Linked DNA regions of Homo sapiens: all the other regions are linked to region 2. Evidence: chromatin contacts called from ENCODE Hi-C data. All regions are on one chromosome and are shown on one strand. Each heading gives the region's core, a stretch centred on a gene start or an enhancer-like site at or near the end of the contact. The rest is flanking DNA. Distances are from core to core; before and after follow the strand shown.

Region 1 (3,003 bases), core at 42-2,541, 1.2 Mb after region 2:
GTCGCTACAGAGTGGTCAGTACAAATAAGGGTTGAGTGTGCTATTCAGCTGACCGCCGAGTCCCCTGAGGACTTACTAGCATGTTAGCTCAGGGCGGTGTCTGTGTCTCTGTAGCCACAGGTCTTCTCTGTAGCAGACCTGTGTGCATGGGATGTGGCATTCTGCTGGGAAGGAGAGGCCTGGTTTCCAGGCGAGAGCACGAACTGCAGAAGGCCAGGAACTCAGAGTAAATGGACAAAGTGTAGAACACAGCGCTGCCTCTTTTGATTTTTTTGGAACAAGATTAATATCAGTCCTCAAAATTGGCATTGGAGACCATCACTGGTTCATTGGTGCTTGTGTAGTTTTATGAGGGTTCTTTCTTTCTCTCTTTCTTTTCTTTTTTCTTTCTTTTCCTTCCCTCCCTCCCTCCCTTCCTTCCTTTTTTTCCTTCCTTCCTTCCTTCTGTCTCTCTTTCTCTTCCTTTCTTGCTATGTTGCCCAGGCTGATCTTGAACTCCTGAGCTCAAGCCATCCTGCCCCCTCCACCTCTCAAAGTGCTGGGATTGCAGGCGTGAGCCACTGAGCCTGGCCTCTGAGGGTCCTTTCATCATTCTTCTCTCCAGATAAGTCCATCTATCTCTGGATGTCCTTCCCATCGGCTGGATGGAGTTTGTGCATGTGTCTGTTTTGTGACTGTGTCATTTGCAGTTCTTAGTTTTGGGGCTTTGCAAAAGGATAGCCTTTGTACTCATTAACCTGTTCAAGAGTGTTGGGATTCACCACATGACTCCAAGGTGTGAGTCTTTTCCTCTCTTTATTCTTCTGACTCTTCCACTAAGGAAGTATCAGGTGGATCCACTGAATGCCGAAAATGAGTTTGATCACAGAGGCATCAACAATATTCAAGTGGTAGAAACATAGAAACAAGCCCTAATTGGTTCCATTTTTGTATGACATAATAATAAGGACAGGTGAGGACAAATGGCTTTGTAATAAGAATATGAGCCTGCAGAAGGAACATTAAGTAAATAATTGTAGCTTCAAAGAAAATGAGCAGCTGCTGGCAATGCCCAGGTTTCAGGACCCGCAAAGGCACTCTGGCCAGACACATCCCTGCTCCCCTCTTGTGCCTCCCACGTGCCGTGGCTGGATTCTGGGTTCTGCCCTTGCTCTCTGTTTCACTGAATCTCTGTTCCTGTCATGGCCCTCAGGCCTGTCAGGGACATGAGGAACAGGTGTGGGAGGAGGAAGCCCTTCAGCTGGGCCTGAGGTCGGGCATGTGAGTACTGAGGACAGAGGTGGGTGCAGAGGAAGGAGAATTCTGCCTCAGACTGCACAGGGAGGAAAGGGCCACCCTTCACAGCCCAGAGCAGAGCAGGCTCTTTGAAGGAGACACAGAGTTTAGGATTCACTCCACAGTTTAGCTGTGTGGTGAATTAAATGGGTTTCTGAGGCCTGACTGGGAAACAGATGACTTTTTATCACATTATGTCAGTAAGAAAATGTCTTGTGAGTTTGAACCACCCGTGTTACAAACTTTTAAAAAAGGTAGAGAAAGGTGTGGTGGCTTATGTCTATAGTCCCAGCTACTTGCAGGAGGCCGGGGTGGGAGGATCGCCTGAGCCCAGGAGGTTGAGGCTGCAGTGAGCCATGATTGTGCCACTGTGCGCCACTCTGGGCAACAGAGCCAGATCCTGTCTCTCCAAAAACAGAAAGCATTTTAGAGCAGTTTTATGTTCACAGCAAAATTGAGCAGAAATACAAAAAGCTCCCGTGTATCTCTTGTCTCCCCAACACACAAAACCTGTCCCACCATCAGCATCCTGCTATTACAGACTTTTGGCATATGGAGTCATAAGCTGGGGTCACCTGTGGCAGCTTTTGATTTAAACTTAATTTTTAGAGATTAGTCACAGATAAGCCTCCCTTTGTAGTCCAGCAAGAAGCCAGATTGGCCACAAAAGCCTTGAACACCGAAGACTGTATCCTGTTTTTTGTTTTTTGTTTTTTTTTGCTACTGAAAACTTATTCAAACGACTAGGCACAGACCTATAGATTTCAGTACCATTAAAAAGTCAAACTGTGGTGCGGCATTTCCCTCCCTCTTTCCAGTTACAGATGACTTAGGCAGTAGATGTTATCCTTTGGAAAGAGATGGGATCTAGTGAGGAAACAGTATATATTTTTTGTAACCAAAGAACCTGACTCCGATCTTTGTAGTTTTGACTTTTTACTTCCTACCCCTGAATGGTATTCATTTCTGAGGCACTGCCAGGAATTGTTTTTCTGGTTCCACTCTGGGTTTGCAAGCTTTCTCTCCAGGCTCTCCTGCAGCCCAAGACCCATGTTGGAGCCGCTGGGAGAGCTGGGGCAGTGGGCTGAGGAGGCCAAGGCCCAAACCAGCTCCAGGCGAACAGCTGCAGCACAGCTGTGATGTTACCTGCATGGTGCAGTGGGGTCGCCCTTGGGCTCGAGGCATCATGTTCTAAGGCAGTCTTCACAGACACGTTTTCTTGTGTGCTAAGAGAGGGGCAGAAACGTAGCTGCCAAAAAACCATTTGGTTTCTCAGCTGTGTTTACAAGCTGAGGAACATGAGGCACGTCGAAATCCAGTGTTTCCTTTTGACTGAAATACAGACTTCTAGGAGGACACTGAAATGAGGGTGGGATGGCTGGGTAGATGGAGCATGAGGAAGTTTCAGCTTCTTATTCCCACCCTCCCAGTTTCGGTGTGGGATTCTGACTGTCCTCTTGTCTGCAGATTGCTCAACCACTGGAAAAGGCAGTTGGTAGGAGGAGCAGGGATTTTGCGGTCAGCACAACTTCATAGCCCTTATCACCACTGGCAAATGATTTCTTTAGTATCCCCGAGCCCTGCTGTCATGGCAGTCATGGAAAATGATGATATCTGCATGGTGCTTTGTGTCAAAGTAATGGATGAGCCTAATCATAGTGGGTGGAATCCATCTCAGGGGTGCAGTCGCTCCAGCCTCTGCTGCCAACTTGCCCTCCTTCCCAGTCC
Region 2 (2,898 bases), core at 244-2,743:
TTCTATAAACTAATGATAGTACACTTAAATAATATGACGGGTAGGTGTCAAATAAAACAGGAGACACCTTCCCATTCAATTACAATATGAACGAACTCCACAAAAAAGGAAAGCTAAAAAGGTTTTCCAATACCAACACGAGAGAAAAATTAGTAACCAGATTAACTAACCCACTTCTCCATTCCTAAAGTGGGATCCTTAGTCTCTGAAAACCTTTAATTATTCTTAAATTCCCTTCGATTAAGAAAAATATCACAGGCACGCAAGCACACCTCAGCAGCCACGGCGCCCAGCAAAACAAACAGTGATGAGGATGAGGATGATACGAGAGGGGTTACACAATCTCTGCTTCAGACTGGGGGGCGTGTCCCCCAAGGTTTTCTCTTCCTTTCTACTGGAACGACAGCTGTAGCGCCACAGGGAGAACCCAGCCACACGGCCTGCAGGGCCCCAGGATTTTGTGTGGGGAGCAGAAAGGAAAGAAGGAAAATCTGAGGTTCCGAAAGGTGCACAAGAAAACGAGCTCGGCGCGGCGTTGGGAGCGAGTGCCGGGGGTTTGGGGATTCGGCGCAGCCGGGTGAGAGCCTCGGCCACCCTGGGGAGTGGAGAAAGCAGCGCTCACCGCCCCGTCCACCCGCTCGGCCCCGGCCCCCCGCACCCCACCCTCGGGGCGACCCGGACGCGCTCGGTGGGCGTCCCAAGGTGCAAACCAGCTGGGGAAGGCGGCGGGTCCTGAGGCTCCCGGGGTCTGGGGCAGGAGGGAAGAATCTTCTGTACCCGTTGTTCTCCGCACAGCAGCAGCTCCGGGTAACTGAACTCCACGCAGCTCTCGTCGGTGGGGTCCTTAAGCACCAGCTCCAGGCGCACCGTCTCCCTCGGCGGCCGCGGCGGCTGCTCAGCCCGGGAAGCCGACTCCCGCGGCGGGGGCGGCTGCAAGGGCAGCGGCGGGAACGGCGGCGGCGGCTCGGGCCGCGGGGGCTCCCGCTGCAGCGACATGGGCGGCTCGGCGCGGCTGACCTCGCGCTGGGGGAGCGGCTTCTCCCGCGACGGGGGCTGCGCGTCCGAGCGGGGGGCAGGCTCCCGCGGGGCCGGCGGCTCCGCCCGGGCCGGCTCGCGGTACGGCTGCGGCTCCAGCCGGGGGGGCTCGCGGGGGTACTCGGGCTCACGCTCGGGCCCCGGGTACTCGGCCTCGCGCCGCCGCACCGGTGACAAGCTAATGAACGCTACTCTGCGCGGCTCCGCCATCCCCACTGTTCTGGCCCTCCGCTTTTGCTCGAGCCGGCGCTCGCTTCTACGGCGCGCTGCGTGCCTGCCCGCCCTTCCTCTTGCTCTCTGTCGCTTTTCTTCCCTCCACCACCCTCAGCCGTCTCCGCCGGCGCCACGGTGAGTGCGGACCGTGTCCCCTTCCCCGCTACTACGTTCTGATGGGCTTCACCGCCATCGCCAGGGTCGCCGCGGCCGCCATGTTGGATCCCCCACATAAATAGAAGCAGGCCGCTGAGCGGGCGCATGCGCACAGAGGAGACGCTCGCGTCCACTGTCGTGGCTGTTGCTCAGTTTTCCTCTTTTCCTCCCAACAGTCTGGAGTCCAGACAGGTCGGCGGAAGTGACGACATGGCTCGGCCTGTTTCCGTGGAAACGGAGACGCCGTCTGCACCCTTCCTCAAAGGGAGGGTTCTGGGGTTTCCCGAGCAGTTTACTATTCGCACCCGGAAACCAGAGGCGCTCCAGGAGCTTCCCGGGGCTAGCATCGGGATGGGACTGAGACCGACCTAGCCATTGGCGCCGGGTCTCCCGTGCTGGGTTCAAGGGAATTGGGGTTGTTAGCTGATTATTCAAGGCGGACTCTGGGCAAGGGTAGAGAGACGCGCCAGCCGTTGTGCCTGCCCGCCCTGTGTCCCCGTAGCCTTAAGTATCGAGGGAAAAAAGGAAGTGCCCAGCTTCAGCCAGACTAGCCCCAGCGGCTTCCCTCCCGAAAGCGCAGGCCTCCCCTTCCTCGACCTACTCCGGTTTCCCTCGCCCGGCCGCAGTGGGCGTTGCGTGGGGCAGGGTCATTAAATGTTCAATAACGCTTTGCAGTTGGAAAATTAACAAGCAGATGAGGAGTTCTGGGCTCATTCAGAAGGCCTAAACTGCTGAAATCATAGAAAACTTCTTAAGAGGGTTTAGTGGTATTTCAGGAAACGTACTGTTTATGAGAATGCTAAAGGACCCATTTCAGGATGGGGAAGGAATTGATTGGGCACGCCCCATAGGCTCACTTGTAATTAATTAATTGGAAGTCGGGTTTAAAAGGATAAGAATTACTGGCCATTTTAATCCATTGAATAAAAAGTAAATTTGAGGGCTCGCCCTTCACATCCTGAAGGGAATCCAAGCCTTCTGTTAATTGCATTAACTATTGAAAGCTCTTTTATTAAGTCAGTGTGACGTCATTGACAAATTCTGAGAGGGTTCCGTTTTTTCCTCTCCTGTTATTACTTTCCCTACTTGGACGAAGATGGTGATGAAATCTATGATTCCAAAGGTCTCTCCCAGCTCTAAAACCCTATCTTTTCTACTCGGCGCCATGTTTTACCTACATTATCTCCTTCCCTATTGCTCCTTTTCTGATTCTGAATTCGGGTCTCATTTTTAGATTGCCTTAGTGATACTTAAATGACCTTTCTGCCTTCAGTCTCTGTTCCCACCAGTCTTGAGACGGGGTCATATTAATGTCTCTAAAAGAGTTTTTATTATATCGTTCTCTGTTCTGGCTGCAACTTACCTACAAACTGAGTTCTATGTATGTATACTCATATTCAATATCCTCCACAATTTAGCTCAGAGACTGCAAACTGGTGGTCTGTGGGCCAAATCCTTCTACAGGTGTGTTACTTATCCAACATTATCTTCTAA
Region 3 (2,806 bases), core at 79-2,578, 1.4 Mb before region 2:
AACACTTACTTTCACTGCCACGGAGATGAGGTTGGTGGCCTCAGGTTGGTGGCCAGGGACCTGAGCCCGAGACACCCCTGCATTTGATCCAACCAGGTCAGCTTTAGGGAGGAGCAGCCTTTCTAGAAACGACTGGTCTGCGAGATTTTCTGGAGGTTTCCGGCCATTTCCAAGGTATCCAAAGAGCTCTCTCAGCCCACCGACTGCCCCAGTATGTGAGAAGGGCGGCAGACAGGAGGCCCTGCCAAGTCTCTGGACGCTGTCAGTCTCCAGGAAGGCAGTGTTGGCGTATGCTTTGTACACCTGGGCCACGCAGCCTGAGCCCACAGGTTCCCGGTTCTCAAAAGAGAGGATGCTCCCCCAGTCATCCCCAAAAGCCTGCCGAAGGAAGCGCTCAGTGTGAGTCCACGGGTGGGGCGTCACTCGGACATGCAGCTTGGAAAATTGGGCACAGAAAGCCTCCGAAAACAGATCGCGCCGGGTGCTGGCCCACTGGCCCAGTTTGATGTAGGTTGGGCCTGAGGTCTCGGTGGCTTTCAGAAGCAGGTGGAGCCAGAGGGTGGAGACGCTGGGAGCCAGGTAGGTGAGGGGGTAGAGGAGTAGGAGGGGGAAGAATTTCACCAACAGAGCGCCGGCGCGAAGCCAGAGGCGGAGATGCAGGAAGACGCCGCCCAGAGGTCCCGCTCGGGGGAGGCTCTCCGCGGGCCCCGCGCCAGCCGCCCCGCTGCAGCGGACCCTTCGCCGACTCAGAACGTCAGGGGCCCCCTCACCCACGTCCCCGCACAGGGAGACGACCTTGGGCAAAGTGCCCAGCAGAAGCCAGCAGAGCCTGGCATCGCGAGGGCACTCGGAGGGCCTCAGGAGGCTGAGTCCCTGTCTGAGCTCGAAGCACCTCAGGTGCGACAGGCAAACCCTGACGGAGACGCGCCAGGGCGCCACCATCCTCCCGAGGCCCGCGGCCCAGGCGGCCCGCCCTCCACTTCAGAGGCGCCCGCTCAGGCGAGGCTGCGGTGAAGCCGAAGCCCGGCCCTGACCCCGCGGACGGAGCTGCCCATCTGGGCCGGATCCGCGCCCCGCTCCCTCCAGCACCTCGCCGGGCCTCAGGCCGGAGGCCCGCGCCCCGCCCGACACCCGCCGCGCCGCGCCGCGCCGCGCGGAAGGGGCTGTCAGACGGCACCAACTGCGGAACGGGAGGAGCCAGGACCCACGCGAAGCCAGGCCCCGGGCGCCCGCGACCTGAGCGAGGGGGCCGCGCGGGCGGAGGCAGGGGCCGGGCAGCCGCAGGGTCACCGTGCGCCCAGGGGCCAGTATGAGATCGCTGGGGTGGCGGGCACCAGCCCAGGGCGCGGGCGCAGGCGGGGGCCGGGAGGGCGGGGCGGAGCGTGGAGGGCGGGCGGAGCGTCGGGGGCGGAGCGTCGGGGGCGGGCGGGAGTGCAGGTGCAGGGAACCGAGGCACCGAGGGCTGTGGTGGAGCGGAGGGGCGCGGGAGATGGATGGGACGGGTTCGGCCACTAGGTTGAAACCGCCATTGCAAAATTATAACAGATAATGAAAGAGATCTGACCTAACCAACTCCATCTTGCTTCTAACCTCCAAGCTGTCCTTGTTCATTCCTGGGCGTTGGCTGAACTAACTTTGGGAGGAACTTAGTTTATACTTTATAGTTTAAAACAAAGATGATAACAGCCCTTTCTGAAAACAAACCTCCTTCTTGCCTGGGGAATAGACTGTCTTTGTAGGACTAACAAATTAACCAAAAGATTAGAAAGTATGATTTAGGAGTCAGGCAGCAAGGCTACAGTATTCTGACCCTCCCTAAACTGCTAATAAGATCAGTGCTCAAGATATTTTGCAGACCCTGCACTTGATGGATCAACTGACACCTACCAGATCGATAAACCAGGTCATCTGATCTTAGGCCCCCACTCCGGAACTAACTCAGCACAAGAGGACAGCTTCAGTTCCCTAAGATTTCACCTCCGACCCAACCAATCAGCACTCTCGACTCACTGGCCTTCCCCCACCCACCAAGTTGTCCTTAAAAACTCTGCCCAGTGTCCCGCGCAGCCTGATCTGTGTGAATTACTCCTTCTCTATTGCAATGCCCCTGTCTTGATAAATCGGCTCTGTCTAGGCAGCAGGCAAGGTGAACCCGCTGGGCTGTTACAGGGTGGCCGGTGGGGGCAGAGGGCTGGGTGCTGGGCGGTGAGGGTCGGAGGGAGCAGAGGGTCGGTGGCAGAGGCCCGGGCAGCCAGGGTCCCTTGACCCGCCCCTTAAAGAGGACGGCGACCCCAGGCCAAGACCACCCTGCCCTTGAGTCCTGGGTCCTGGGTAGCAAAACGCAAAGGCACCCTCTATGTCCCCCTCCCCATGTCTATCTTCCCACTGACTTCTTCGTATCTTTCATTATTCCAAAGAGCATGGCTGAAAAGTATGAAGGCAGGTTCTGAACACAGGTCCGCTTTTCAGCGGGGGTTGGGTAGGGGGGTGGTGTTGGATGGGGGTAACTGGGCTGCAGGAGTAGGAACTGGATGCTGTGTCCTCGGCTGCATTAATTCGGCAATTGTGTTGGACCTTGGGGAAAGGCTCCGGAAAGGCCATATTCATTCATTCAATAATACTCACTGAGCCCAATAAATATTTCTTGAGCCCAATCTCATATTTGTCGAGGCTCAATAATATGTACTGATCAAGCTAGGTCATGTGCTGGACCCTGGGAAAGCGGACACAAATATCCTGCCCTTACTGGCTGAATACGTAATGAGGGGGACCCAACATGGGAACATATAAATGTGCAATTTCAATT

What was found. Hi-C counts contacts between places; a loop is a spot of excess contacts on that map. Pooled maps may share reads with other maps.
Region 1: a map with no recorded cell type shows a loop between it and region 2 (5-fold over the local background). The contact joins the enhancer-like site here to the promoter of UBN2 in region 2. A Hi-C loop is called at or near these places in 1 of 168 maps with a recorded cell type or tissue (CD8-positive, alpha-beta T cell), 1 of 37 single-sample maps with no recorded cell type and 2 of 50 pooled maps.
Region 3: a loop to region 2 is called in a pooled map, with 5 times the contacts of the local background. The contact joins the promoter of ADCK2 here to the promoter of UBN2 in region 2. A Hi-C loop is called at or near these places in 4 of 50 pooled maps.

The regions. Positions count from the first base shown.
Region 1 is chr7:137,986,381-137,989,383 of GRCh38, reverse strand. All of the region lies in intron 1 of CREB3L2 (cAMP responsive element binding protein 3 like 2), which reads left to right. Among named protein-coding and RNA genes, the nearest start is that of CREB3L2, 14 kb to the left of the region's middle. RefSeq lists enhancers at 1,352-1,461, 2,594-2,663, 2,994-3,003. Within about 2 kb of position 1,291, at least 14 of the 41 ENCODE cell types and tissues checked have a DNase peak (open chromatin) inside an H3K27ac peak, as active enhancers do.
Region 2 is chr7:139,229,832-139,232,729 of GRCh38, reverse strand. UBN2 (ubinuclein 2) reads right to left here and starts at 1,493. Exons shown (of 18, transcript NM_173569.4): 1 at 778-1,493. The coding sequence starts at 1,245. RefSeq lists silencers at 277-536, 483-702, 913-1,162 and enhancers at 1,333-1,472, 1,553-1,712.
Region 3 is chr7:140,671,467-140,674,272 of GRCh38, reverse strand. ADCK2 (aarF domain containing kinase 2) reads right to left here and starts at 1,328. Exons shown (of 8, transcript NM_052853.4): 1 at 10-1,328. The coding sequence starts at 942. RefSeq lists a silencer at 934-1,393.